Regions from separate parts of the Mus musculus genome. Here region 1 is linked to region 2. The links are chromatin loops, found by intact Hi-C in ENCODE. Cell type or tissue: gastrocnemius. All regions are shown on one strand. Links, peaks and the distances in the headings refer to the core of each region. The heading gives the core; the rest is flanking DNA. Region 1 overlaps Gm30306 (a long non-coding RNA gene). Region 2 overlaps Ap3m2 (adaptor-related protein complex 3, mu 2 subunit).

The links. Peaks named below come from ENCODE experiments on the same cell type or tissue, not always from the same donor. Only the 100,000 strongest peaks of a DNase experiment are listed, where the experiment ranks them.
Region 1: it touches region 2 in a loop (5-fold over the local background); 1 of 42 quality-filtered maps calls a loop at or near these places.

What each region holds. Positions count from the first base shown.
Region 1 is chr8:23,160,671-23,165,064 of GRCm38, reverse strand. It overlaps Gm30306 (a long non-coding RNA gene), which reads left to right. Exons shown (of 3, transcript XR_378803.4): 3 at 1-324. Among named protein-coding and RNA genes, the nearest start is that of Gm30247, 5.5 kb to the left of the region's middle. In gastrocnemius, for the core only: no CTCF peak of the experiment used is centred there; no DNase peak of the experiment used is centred there.
Region 2 is chr8:22,799,492-22,803,885 of GRCm38, reverse strand. Ap3m2 (adaptor-related protein complex 3, mu 2 subunit) reads left to right here. Exons shown (of 9, transcript NM_029505.3): 2 at 1-126; 3 at 4,074-4,245. Among named protein-coding and RNA genes, the nearest start is that of Ap3m2, 4.0 kb to the left of the region's middle. In gastrocnemius, for the core only: a CTCF peak has its summit at 1,988 (motif pointing left); a DNase peak (open chromatin) is centred at 1,991; H3K4me3 peaks cover 280 bases; H3K27ac peaks cover 212 bases.

The DNA.
Region 1 (4,394 bases), core at 160-4,159, 360 kb before region 2:
TCCAGGCCATTTGAGAACAACCCCAAGGGTGTTGGGATAGACAAACTTTATGTCTCAGTCAAGCTGGGCTTTAAAAGTCACTGTTTGTCCCCTCTGTCCATTCTGTGTGTCCTGGGGCACTGGCTAGCTGGTTCTTTCCAGTGTGTTATCATCTGCACCCAAGGAGTTCTAGGAACCCTTGGCGAGCTGAGGAAGCCAGCTGAAGACATCTGGCTGGGTGTCCCTGCTCTGTCCAAGGAGTCTATAGAAGGCACAAAGCTGGGAAAACCGATTGTGCATACGCTATGAAGTGTGATCACCGGGGACCTCTGGCCTGGTGTCCTCCTGTCCATGATGCACAGGGATGTAATTCCTGTCAAAATTCCAATGTCCCTTCTCATGTGAGTTAGAAAAAAAACCCTGAAATTTATATGAAACCATTTTTTTTTTAAAAGAAGAAGGAGAAGCCAAAATAGCAAAGGCAAGCACAGCAGAAGATGAAGTAAGCCTGGGCCCTCAGACATTCCCTCACTTGAGGCTGCACTCTACTGCAGCAGCAATTAAAACAGCATCATAGAGAGATGAGAACGGACACACTGAGCATTGGAACTGAATATGGTCCCAAACATACTAAGGGAGGACAACGGCTTCCTCCTCAGCGCTGAGAAAACACCAGAAATACATCATGGTTCCTATGGGTTTAGGCGTTGTCTTAATCTTGTGACCATCTCAGGGTGGCCTTATCTTGTGACCATCTCAGGGTGGCCTTATCTTGTGACCATCTCAGGGTGGCCTTTTTTTTTCTTTTTTTAAATCTCCACCCCAAGGGAGATTTCCCCCTCAACGCCCGAAGCTGAGCGAGTTTTACAGAACCTGGAATGTGGCAGGTTTTTAGTTAAGACAGTTTTGCCTTTAGCAAACAGGACTTGGTTCCTAAGCTGATATTGTGCTTGCTTCTCAAGGGAGAAGAGAAAGTGATGCACTCTTCGGAAAAGAGGGAGGGCAAGCAGGTTCCCAGAGTCAGTAGTGTTAGCTCTGAGATAGCTTTTCATTCTCATTCCTGTATAAACGAACATTTCCCTTGTAAACCTGCTCATCGTAATGAATGCCAAAGCTTGCTACTTTCCTTTGCTCCGTCTCTGTGGGAAAATATGTTCGAGCTATATATTCAAAAAGGGATAGCATCCAGACTGTATAAGGGACTCAACTCAAATAGCTGGCCAACAAACAACTCAGTTAAAATTTAGGAGACTTGGCTGGGTGATGGCGGCGCACACCTTTAATGTCAGCACTTGGAGGCCAGGGTAGGCAGATCTCTGAGTTCAAGGCCAGCCTGGTCTACAGAATGAGTTTCAGGTCAGCCAGGGCTTCACACAGAAACTCTGTCTCAAAAAACAAAACAAAACAAAACAAAACAAAACACCAAACCAAACCAAAAAATAAAACAAAACCCAAACCAAACCAAAATAACAAACCAGAGCCTTGTGCATGCTAGACACTCATTCTACCACTGAGTCCCATCCCCAGTCCCGGGGAATGTGAATTAAGACCACGATGTCATCTTCACACTGTTTGGTATGGGTGTGACTAAGCAGGAGTCTTGTCCACTGTTAGGGGGAAGCAAATCGGCACAACCCTTAGGCAACTCGAGACTGGAGTTCCCCAAACCAGACAGAACTCGATCCAGCCAACCTGGATTCTTATTCAAAAGCCCTGAAATCATCTTCAGAAGAGACACTGGGTTTCTACACCCGGCTGTTCACAATAGCTGAGGTGTGGCAGCATCCGCAGCAGAATCCTTAAAGTCAGGGGATATGCACAGGAGGGAATCCTACTCACCCATGGGAAGGGGAGCCTGAGCCCCAAGAGACTCGCCTCAGCAGGTGAAAGCTCTTGCTAAGGCTGCAGACCTACCTTGGATCCCCAGGACTTAAACAGTGGAGGGAGAGTCAACTCCTGAAAGTTCTCTGACCTTCATGAACCGCCCCTGCCCCATACACAAATAAATAAATGAAAGGACAGGTTTTAAATGAGAAAGGACATCCTCCTTTTGGATAGTAGGGGTGGAACTGGAGCACATGCTATGCATATAAACAGAGAATGGAAAAACAGATCTGCGCAATCTCCCTTATCCGAGGAGTTGAAGACCACCAAGCTCAGACGCAGAAAGCCAAGTGTCGATCACAGCGGCCGGTGAGGAAAACAGGGCATCAACTCTCAGACAAGAATGGAGCTTTCTGTTTCTAGCTCTACTGTGCGACGTGGTGACACTGGTTAGCATAGTGTGCGTACAGACCCAGAGGCTATTCCTGATGGGCATGACAGTCCATGGGCAGTGAGTGACATTAGCTCACTGAACACTCCTAACAAGCCTTGCCAGGATCAACTGTGTTACTTTACACCTCTGATTCTGGGTCCTTCTGTCACTTTAAGACATGCCTCAGGGCACTGAGACCCAGAATTCCCTTCCGTCCTCCTTCTTTGAGATTCAGAGCACCTTTGAGGCTGGGTAGGTTGTTCCTAGATGATGTCAGCAGTTCCAACTGCAGAGCCACTCGTGCACACAAACACGTGCATACACAAATACACGTACGCACATGCACACACATATAACATACATACACATTCTCACATGCACACACATGTACACACACATACACACACACACACACACACACACACACACACACACACACACACACACATGCTCAGGTGGTCCTCTCCATCCTGCAGTGTTGTTATTCTTTCAGTCTTGTTTTATTTACTTGGTTTTGGTGCTGAGGACAGAACCCAGGGCAGAATGCCGTGCACGTCCTCCAGCACAGAGCTGTGTCCCAGCCCTGATTTTTCATCAACTGTTATTATTTTTTTAATTTATAATTTGTTTTGTTTTATACAATAGCTTACCCTATAGCTTGGCCTGTTCCTTTTTTTTTTTTAACTTTAGATAACATTTTATTACACAAAGGTAGTCACATAATTGGTTTCTTCTTTACTTTGTGCACAGTATTCTTACTCTTCACAGAAAAGTTACTTCTGAATTTCTCATCTGGCAAGCGCAAGAACCTCGATCCTGACAGAGATGGAACAGTACTCACAATTTAGGTTGGTCTCAAGTGCATACTCTCCTGCCTCAGCCTCTCAAGAGCTGAGATAATAGCTGTCTGCTACCATGTCATTCTTAAAGGTTTTTTTTTAATCTAAATTTTCCTTTTTTTCCTATATTTTTATTATTGTGTTTTATTTTATTTATTGTTTATTTTTATTGTATTGTATTGTATTATTATTTGTGTATTATAGTTAAAATTGGGAGCTCCAGAGTCAGCCCGGATTGAGCAGGAGGTTGCTCAGCAAACTGCATGGCTTCTCTGGTTTCTTATTCACTACCAAATAAGTCCTAAAGAAGGTGAGAAGAATCACCCAGCCCTGAGGATATCTTGATAGTGAAGTAAGATAAGGGAAGCACAGGGTACATCACAAATATCTAACAAACGCTCCAGGAGTATACCAGCGGGAGTTCACCAGCAATACAGTGGGAGGTGAGCACGACATTCAGAGAGCAGGATGAATGTGAGCTCATGTGTCCGGAGTACGCGGCGCACACTTCTGCCTCAGCATCTTCATCTGGAGGATAGCAACGCCAGCCATCCGCAGCAGCTGGAAGGTGACTGGCTGAAGGGCACCGAACCCATGCAAGCATCCTTTGCTGGTGGTGCGGGAGTCTTCACCCTAGACCACCACGCCCACTCCACAGCATTTCAGGGAGCAAGCTGGAAGCCCTGTTGCAACCCGCTGATGCCAGGCAAAGCCTGGAGCCACAGGCACAGGCACAGAAGCCTGTGGGGACCAGGCGAGTGGTGTAACCCTGTGGACTCCAAATGTTGAGGGGGGAAATGGTAAGTGGAGGGTCTCCTACTGGCACACGCTTTCCATAAAAGCACCATGTCCAAGATGGTGCCCCTGCAAGCTTCGGTTGATGCTGTAGTCCAGAGTTCCAAGAGAGTTTTCAGTGACATGAACCTGAACCCCGCGCCCCACCCCCCACCCCCAGGCAGCAGCTGGCCCATGGGGGTGTGGGCACGTAAAGGAACCAGTAGCTATGTGTCCCAGCCTTGACCACTAGTGTGAACCGGAAGAGGAAGAGTAGGGTGTGTGGTATTAAGTGCCCATGCCCTTCTGGACTCAGAGCACAGTTCACTGGATCCCATCCATCTCACAGAACTTGTCTTCCAGCCTCAGGCTATAGTCAGGGTACCAGCCTTAAAGAAAAATGAATGCACTTGGTCCCAACGCTCCAGCTACCACTTGCCAAAGTGGGGAGCCACACACTGGCCTGTGTCTTTCACACATCCATCCTGCTATGAGCCTGAGCCCTGTGATTCCAGTACTTGGAGACTAAGTCTAAGGTACCACCC
Region 2 (4,394 bases), core at 153-4,152:
CCCACCCCTCACCACTACCTCCTGAGTGTTTACCGGCACAAGATCTTCTTTGTGGCTGTAATCCAGACAGAGGTCCCGCCTCTGTTTGTCATTGAATTCCTTCACCGAGTAGTGGATACATTTCAGGTTTGTAAATGTGAGAGTGTATAGAAATGTATATAAGCCATAAAAGAACCAAACCTTTGGTGGGCTGGCATTGTGTAGCCCAGGCTAGCCTGAGCTGCGTAGCCCAGCATATTTGCAGCCATCCTCCTGCCTCAGCCTTCTAGGTGCTGGGATTATAGGCATAAGCTGCCATGCCATCTTGCAAACATATTTTTATAGTACTGTCTCCATTGTTTTTAGCTTGGGTTTAGAGTATTTTTTTAAGAATCAAAACTGAGCATAGCTCATATCCTGTCTAAGTTTCTTCCTATTTTCTTAGTTGGCTGCATTCAAAAAAACCATTTGGATGCTCTGAGGTCTCTTGCGTGAGAGAGCCACCCGTTACACATGAATGCATGTTCTTTCTTAGCTTTGCTCACAATTAGAGTTCATTTATTCATGATAGATAGACAGACAGACACACAAACACACACACAGACCTTTTTTTTTTCTAGACAGGGTTTCTCTGTGTAGCCCTGGCTATCCTGGAACTCACTCTGTAGACCAGGATGGCCTCAATTTCACAGAGATCTTCTTGCCTCTACCTCTGAAGTGCTGGGATTAAAGATGTGGGCCACCACCACTTTGTGAGGTTTTTTTTAGTACTGTTAAATTTATGCTAGCCATTGTTAGCCTCATTGCTTTGACTTGTGTCCCAAAGATGACAAGTGTCAAGTTTTCTAAAAGAACAAAGAGGAGAAGCTAAGAGGCACTTCTTTGGACTGCTCCTGGCAGGGCTCTCTGGGTTCAGCTTTCATTCTGAATGAGTTGCGTACACGAAGCATGTATGCTGATGTGAGTTGCTGTCATGGTTTTCTGTTCTTGGGAGAATGTGAGGTTTGTTGTAGTTTACATCTTGATTTGTCGCTCTAAGGTGGTGGTTCTCAACCTGTGGGTCGAGACACCATTAGGAGTTAAACTACCCTTTCACAGGGATTGCATATCAGATATTCACATTGTCATTTATAACAGTAGAAATATTACAGTTATGCAGTAGCAATGAAAATAATTTTATGTTGGGGCGGGTCACCCCAGCATAAGGGAATTATATTAAAGGAAGGTTGAGAGCACTGCTCTGTGGGAGCCGGGGAGAGGGAGGAGAGTGATCCCAACATGGGAGCACGGTGTAAGCACAGGTCCACACAGTCCTTGTCAGCTTTACTGGCTGTGGCTGTTTGCATTACATGGATGAAAGATTAGGAGAAGGGCTCTTTGGTTTAACTTGTCTGTCATGTGAGGTCTGGAGTTAGCCGTGTGTGTGTGTGTGTGTGTGTGTGTGTGTGTGTGTGGACTGTGGGGTTAGGAAAGGGGAGGAGCCTGTAATGACCCAGTGGGAGCAAGTTTGTTCTGTCCACGGTGCTCACGCCCGCATCACAGGAGCAGGACAATTTTCACGGTAAGAGAATCAAAGCGTATTTTATCTCAAAATATTCTTCTGGAATTCCAGTCGTCGTGCTGCATGCCAGCAACTATGCACCATGAAAAGCCGACTATTTCAAGCCCAGAATACGGAGCAGACAGAAGAATCCAGTAGTTAAGTTGTTAAGCTACTTTCCATGGGTCCTGCTGTGATTTCTAAGTACGTTACCCCATACACCACTTAACAATCTATTGCCATACCAATTACTGTGTAACTTACTGAAAGCCAGGAAGTGTGTGTGTGTGTGTGTGTGTGTGTGTGTGTGTGTGTGTGTTGTCTGTTTAAAACCACAGAGATGGGGCTCATCAGTTAAAAAACACTAGCTGCTCTTCAGAACCCAGGCTCAATTTCCAGCCCCCGACATAGTGGCTCACATCTATTTATAGCTTCTGTTCCAGGTGATCTGCTGCCCTCTTCTGGCCTCTGTGGACACTCGTTGAACATGTGCTGACAGACAGACAAGGCAGACATACAAATACCTGTACACGAAGAAAAATTAACAACAACAAAAATTTAAAACCATAGAGGGGTCTGGGGAAGTAGAACCAGGTTCAGTTTTGAAGCTGCAGGGGAACGTGGGCCGGCGTGGAGCTTAGCACCTCGCTTAGCGTTTCTCCTCTTGCAATATCTGTTCTTAGTTCTTAAAGGCAACAGAGTCCCGGTGGCAGAATTGCCAACTGCTTTTGTGTAGCACCTTGCATTGAAGGGCTTCTTATACATTACGTTTGGTTTATAGATCCTCCTGGGATGAGTACTTATTTTTCATAGAAGATCACTGTTGAGAAAGGAACATGGTATTTTCCTTCAGTTATGCGCTCTCTCTCTCTGGAATATATTCCTAAAGTTTATTTTGAGTTTACCTTGGATTCTCACTGGTGCCTATCACTGATGTAGTTTAGGCTACATCTCATAGCATCAGTTTAAGGGCCAGGTAATGACATTCTCCGAGGCCCATCCATTGCCTGAGCAGTGAAGGGCCCTCAGTGTGACCTGGAGAAGAAAGAATGAAGTACAAGCTTGTCCTACGTCTTTAGATAGAAGAGCTAGGAGGCCGGCTTCAGTTCAGCAGTCAGCACCGTCCCCGAGGAAAGAAGGATTTTTTGGCTTGTGCTTCCCCCATTCAGTGATTCGTGTCGCCCTCTTGGAGGCCCTGTAAGAGCCAGGCCTGACACTTTAGAAGCATACACTGGTCACTGCTGTTGTCGTCTTTTTTTCGTTTGTTTGTTTTGTTTTGTTTTCGAGACAGGGTTCCTCTGTATAGCCCTGGCTGTCCTGGAACCCACTCTGTAGACTAGGCTGGCCTCGAACTCAGAAATCCGCCTGCCTCTGCCTCCCGAGTGCTGGGATTAAAGGTGTGGCCACCACGCCCAGCTCCTGTTGTCATCTTAACCATGTTTAGTTTACACAACATGCTTACATACCCACATAGTGTTGCCCCGTTATGCCATTAAATCAGGGCCCAAAAACAGTTAACAAGTGACACTTACGATTACAACCTAAGAGACTCCAGGTTTGATCCAGAGCACTGGGAAGGGAGAGAGAATGAGAAGAGTGTGACCTAGGTCTTCCGTACTTCCCCACGCCCTGGATACGTTCGGTGTGTGATTAGCCCTTTAAGTAAATGATAGACTTTTGGGATTCCCAACCTTGGGGATGCTCTAAAGGGACCTCTGCTGGGCTACTATCTCTCTCCACTTCATCCTTTCCTGAGTGAATTTCAAAGAAAAGTACACGAGGAAAGTTAAAAGGTTTTCTGTACAATTCTACATCACATCAGTTAGTACAACTTTGCACAGCTCATACGTTTTCATATAGGAACATATCTAGACTAAAGTAAGCCTTGTTACATTTTTTTTTATCAAGTCGAGGAAATCAATCCAAAGAGCTTGACTTCCTCTGGCTACTGACAGCACAGGTATCAGATGCCCGTCCTGGTTGTTAACCTAAGCCAGGCCGCCCAGGAGAAGGGAGGCCCTACCCTGTTCCCCCTGAGTAAATGTCCTGGACCTGCTGGTAAACACCACTGTCAGGCAAGTCCCTCCTGTCAAGAGTATTGCTTCATCTCTTCCTGCAGCCTGGGTGATAAATACAATTCTTTTTTTTCTCTCTTTTTTTAATTAGGTATTTTCCTCGTTTACATCTCCAATGCTATCCCAAAAGTCCCCCTTACCCACCCCCCCAATCCCCTACCCACCCACTCCCCCTTTTTGGCCCTGGCATTCCCCTGTAAGGGGCATATAAAGTTTGCAAGTCCAAAGGGCCTCTCTTTCCAGTGATGGCTGACTAGGTCATCTTTTGATACATATGCAGCTAGAGACAAGAGTTCCGGGGTACTGGTTAGTTCATATTGTTGTTCCACCTATAGGGTTGCAGTTCCCTTTAGCTCCTTGGGTGCTTTCTCTAGCTCCTCCATTGGGGGCCCTGTGTTCCATCCAATAGCTGACTGTGAGCATCCACTTCTGTGTTTGCTAGGCCCCGGCGATAAATACAATTCTTATGTCTTCATCAGGACTATTTTGGGGTCTGTTCCGAGCCAGTGATCAAAGACAATGTGGTGGTGGTGTACGAGGTGTTGGAAGAGATGCTGGACAACGGGTTCCCCTTGGCTACGGAGTCAAACATCCTCAAAGAACTGATAAAGCCTCCCACTATTCTCCGGACAGTGGTCAACACCATCACAGGTGTGAGCGGGGTGGGGCTTGAGAGGCCTGGGAGGTGGGGGAGGGGCGGTATTGAGGAAGCCCAGGCTCCCCAACCCCTGGCATCTCTGAGTTCTTGTGAAACTCATCTTATCTTTCATGTGCTGGGGATCTAACCCGAAATTATAATT